Regions from separate parts of the Homo sapiens genome. Here region 1 is linked to region 2. The links are chromatin loops, found by intact Hi-C in ENCODE. Cell type or tissue: CD4-positive, alpha-beta T cell. All regions are shown on one strand.

Region 1 (2,500 bases), 540 kb before region 2:
ATATATAGATTGAGGCCTTGGTTAAAGGCACGGACAGGTGGTGTTTTTTTCCTTCCTATGTTTTAATTATTCACAGTTTATTTAAACCCACTCAGGAAGGTGGACCCAGAAAAGCCAAATTCTGTAGTACATAACCCCAAATTTCAAGGTTTTGCGGAACAAATTCAACACAAGTTTTGTGTCAGTTTAGAGTTAAACGCATCTCAAGTAACTGACTTAACTGGCTTGCCTCTATGAAAACTGTAGGCAGGTTTCATTATAGATTTTTTTTTTCTTGTTATTCCGGCGGTTAGGTGCATGTTTATTTTCTTGATTAAATTTACATTCTATGTTTTATGACTAATTCTTTAAATAGGTGCATCATATAGAAAGTATTTTAGGAGAGAAATTATTATTTAAGCACTACAGTATATCAGATATATGAGAAATAATGGAGTTGTAGTCTCTGCTCTTTAAAATAACTGTAAAAACATCTTAAAACCCTATGCCAAATAATAAGGCCCTGTACCTTGCTGTCCTTGTGAAATCTGGTATGTGTATAGAAAATCTTAATTACTTGATTTGTAAATACTACAGTAGTATTGAAAAGGTGGGAATTCAAGCATTTGTAATTGTGATTTCACAGGTTTAGTGTGTAAAAAATGCAGGGAGTTAGAGATGAATAGGCTATAAGACACGTACAAAGGTAGTTCCAAGACATGGATTTTCTTTTTGCTGCCTTATAAATTGAGAATTCTATTTGAATTCAAGAGCTGAACAGCTGGAATGAAACTTGCATAGATTGCAGAAACAGATGCAAAAATGTATCTTTGGTCAAGTTGTGAGTTAACTTGAAGAGTGTCTTGTGTAATAGGATAGTGATTCAAAATAATTTCCATAAAGTACGGCCTTATATAGGTTATATTTTGAGGATATTTTTGAATTTAAAAAGTCACCTGAAGTTGTTTTCCTACAAATCAGTTCTGTTTAAGATGTATGGAATCGAAAAAAACAAAACAAAACTAATTCTGATTACATCCTGCATTGTTTTGTTGCAAATTCTTACCAGTTATTTTTACGCAATTGGAGTGTCCTTAAAAGTGGTGAATCTTAAAATTTGCCAGTGGATTGGAAAAAACTGTTAACTTATTATTTTTAAAAATGCTGTTATATTAGTACATTGGTCTGGAGGGGGAGCTAGTGCCAAAGCAAAGTATAGCTTAATAGCTGTTTGAACTTTTAAAACACCCAAAACCAGATTTTTATGACCAAAAGAAACATAAATTTTTAATTAAAAGAGTAGGAAATTGATGTGGGCATATATATGTACATAGTTATTTGTGGAGTGAATATATTGTGTATTACAAATTAGTTTAAAAAAGTCTTTTCATGCGCTGCAATAATGGAAAGCTAAATGCTTAAAGATTTATTGGATTTCTCACTTAAAAATCTCTAAAATGTACCCCCAAACTTAGAGTATGTTATAGTATTTTCTTAACCTTCTTGTCCTGTTCATCAGAATCTAAGGCATGTATTCTTGACCCATTGTACATGTTGTGTGTTCTTAAATTTTGTTTTTATAATAGCTACAATCCTAAAATTTCAAAAACGAAGCTTCAAGTAGAATCTTATATGGGCGAAGGTATTAATTGTGTGGTAAGCTAGGTATTTATCAAAAGTAGATATAATTCCTTTTTTTTTTTTTTTTAAAGTAGAGATAATTCCAATAAAAAAATGGACCTTTTAGACATCTGGAGAACAATATCCCCAGGTCACTTAACCCTTATCTCCTGCAGTATAATGCAGTGCGTCCAGCTGATCTACCAAATTGAATGTGTGCCTTTGAATACGAAGCAGTTGTTTTGTGGCCTGTGGCATTTCATTTAGGTTTCTAAGCTGTAATAAATTAGTATGTTAATTTACTTCTTTCCATTCACATATTCTTTAAATCCAAGCCTAGAAACTGATAGTTATATGTATATTAAAATCATTGGAATATTGGTTTTTTTGCAGATAGTGTTTGGGCTGTTTATTATCCATAGCTCTTCATTATGTAAATAGAATCTCAATGCTGATAAAGTAAATAGATTCTTCCATTTCATTAATGGTTATTTTTGATTTATGATAAACTGCATTTAATAAATCTCTTGATTTAGTTAAATGGTGGATACATCATTTCATATTATAGCAAATTGATAAATATAAAAGAAAGTTTTACAATCATAAGAGTAAATATTTAAAAAAACTTGAATAAGTTACTTTACTAAACATAAAATTAAGATTTTTAAACAACTCTGAAACTAAAAGTATTACTATTATGGTACCTTTTTTTTTTTTTCCCCCAAAGAGATGTGATCTTGCTGTTTTGTCCAGGTTGGCCTTGAACTCCTGGGCTCAAGCAATCCTCCTACCTCAGTCTCTTGAGTAGCTGGGACTATAGGCATGTGCTACCACAGCCAGCTTTATTATAGTACTTTTGTACCCTGCATCAATGCTGCTTCTGTTGATACTTTTCAAAGGA
Region 2 (2,500 bases):
TGGCCCCTCTGCTTTGTAATGATTATTTCTGTGTGAATTTGCACATTGGTGTGATGTCTGCCTCCCCTGCATAAGCCCCATGAAGACAGGGATTATGCCTTTTTTCCCTTTTTGTCTGGCACCATTGTGTATCCTTCAGTACCTAGCACATACAGGAACTTGACAAATATTTGTTGACTATATAAATGCCCAGACTCCAGAAAATCAACTATATAAATTGGAAACATAATATTCTATTTATTATTTGAGAGCACGTAATTGTCATTTTAAAACCACAACTGTCCTCAGGCCTGGGGCAGCGTAGCCCTGACCTACGGCCTGTGCTTTAGAGGCCCCGCTCTGGCCTCCCTCAGCGTGTGGCCCTCCCCATGGGTAAGGAGTGCCCAGGGTCAATGGGACAGTCCCACCCTCTGCTCCCACCCCAGCTAGCATGGGCAGATTTAGCAAATAAAAATACATGATGCACAGTTAAATTTGAATTTCAGATAAACCATTTTTTTCTTAGTATAAGTATGCCCCATGCAATATTGGGGACCTACTTATACAAGTATTCAGTTTATCTGGAATTCAAGTTTAACTCTGTGCCCTGTATTTTATTTGGCAGCCTTAGCCCCAGCTTTTAGACTACTTGCCTACAAACCATGGCCTGTGGTCTGAATCCACCTATGTTTGTACCTGAAGTTTTATTGGAACACACCCACACCCGTTCATTTTATGTATTGTCTATGGCTGCTTTCGTGATACGGTGGCAAAGTTGAATAGGGGTGACAGAGACTGCATTGCTCACAAAGCCTAAAATAGTTACCATCTGACCCTTTATAGAAAAGTCAGCTGATCTTGTTCTAGATGACTTCCCCTCACAAGTCCCCGCGCAAGCAATCCTGAGCATACTTCCAGATCATGCAGGGGCCTTTCCCCTGGTCTGGCCTCTGAGGATGGCCCAAGGCTGAGGGGCACAGGGATGTGGATGGGGTTCAGAGGCATGCGTGCAAGGCCCTCACAGTGCACGATGGGCTGACGAGGGTGCTGGATGCTGACCCTCCCTCAGCCATCCTGTTCTGCCTGCAACCTGAGCCTCAGCTTTTGCAATTTGTACCTCGCTTTCCAATTCATTAGGAAGATATATTTTTCCAGATAGGAAACATATTTTATTTACTTTGTGTGTTAGATTGACTTAACTTTTAAATAATTAAACATGTGGTATTTAGGCCTTCTTTTTCCCTCTTGACCTGGACCCCTCAAATGTCAGGTCCGTTTTAATCAAGGCAAAGAAATGTCATCAATAGTGCCATCTTGTGGTGAGATATATACCATTATCATCTTTAAACTGTCCTGCTCCCCTTAAAACAGCACCGAAGTCGTCTAAGTTTAGGAGCTTGCGAACTCTGTCTGCTGTAACAAGGGAAGTTCAGAATTATACCACCAAAGCATTGGGAGGTTTTAAAATGTTTTCTGAGACATTAAAAGGATATTAAATGATATTCAGCACAGTTCTGTTCAAAATTAGTAGTTTATGGGTGGTCCATAATAATAACTTCTCATATTTGTACAGTGCTTTACAGTTTCCAAAGCATGTTCACACACTATTTCCTGTGGGCTCCATTGGCAATGGAGACTCTTATAATCATTGACTTGCCCCAGCTGTCCGGCAAGTCAAGTGCTCTGTCATATTAGAGCCATCTGCTATCAACCACAATGAGGGTTCAGTAGAAAATTAGCAGAGAAGTTACACTTCAGCAAACTGGAACCCTGGTGATGACCTTCCCTTAGTGTTGCCAGGCCAAGATAATAGAGGGGAAGGAAGTTTCTAGAAGGGTATCGTGATCCATCCTTCAATATCAGGGATTTGTGCTCATCGCTTACTATCCGCAACATAGCAACAGAGTGGCTCTATAACATTTCCATCATTCCTTAAACAACTTTGAAGCCCCCTCTCTGCTCAGCAGGCAGAGACCATAGGAGATGCCAAAGATGGCTCCTAGGAGTTAACGTTCACTGATGCCTTCACTCCAGCACAGCCAGGGGGTGGTCTGAGCTGCTGGGATAACTTTTCATTCCAATCTGTCAGAGATTAGCACCTTGTCCAGGGAAAGCTGTGAAAACAGCTTTCCCCAAACAAGCCAGTGTCTGAGCTAGGGAGTTCACCATCATCAGGGCTGACACACAGTTGAATTTCACATTACAGCTGGAAATACATAGAGGGAATTCCGGGAACAAGACAAGCTGGAAGAAGCACTTTTGTTAAATTATACTTTTTTTAAAGATCAATAGATGCTTCAAAGAAGTCCACTGAGGAGGTCGTTGTGTGGCTTTGACAAAAACAGTTGTGTGTCTTGCTTTGGGGAGAGCCAGTCTGAACCACCCAAGAGATGCCTTCCCAACTTTTTCTTTGTGCATAATGTGATTTGAGGGAAAACAAGTTTACTGTGCCTTTCATTGTAGACACCTGGGTTATGCGGTTAGCTAGGGGACCAAGTTTATCAGATCCAGGCTGGCCTCC

What was found. Peaks named below come from ENCODE experiments on the same cell type or tissue, not always from the same donor. Only the 100,000 strongest peaks of a DNase experiment are listed, where the experiment ranks them.
Region 1: a loop joins it to region 2, with 10 times the contacts of the local background. A loop is called at or near these places in 57 of 110 quality-filtered maps.

The regions. Positions count from the first base shown.
Region 1 is chr14:65,414,012-65,416,511 of GRCh38, forward strand. All of the region lies in intron 1 of FUT8 (fucosyltransferase 8), which reads left to right. Among named protein-coding and RNA genes, the nearest start is that of FUT8, 2.5 kb to the left of the region's middle. RefSeq lists an enhancer at 1-24. In CD4-positive, alpha-beta T cell, CTCF peaks have their summits at 1,178 (motif pointing right) and 1,379; a DNase peak (open chromatin) is centred at 1,180; H3K4me3 peaks cover 791 bases.
Region 2 is chr14:65,958,173-65,960,672 of GRCh38, forward strand. No RefSeq gene overlaps it. Among named protein-coding and RNA genes, the nearest start is that of LINC02290, 150 kb to the right of the region's middle. RefSeq lists an enhancer at 1-284. In CD4-positive, alpha-beta T cell, CTCF peaks have their summits at 1,312 (motif pointing left) and 1,511; a DNase peak (open chromatin) is centred at 1,289.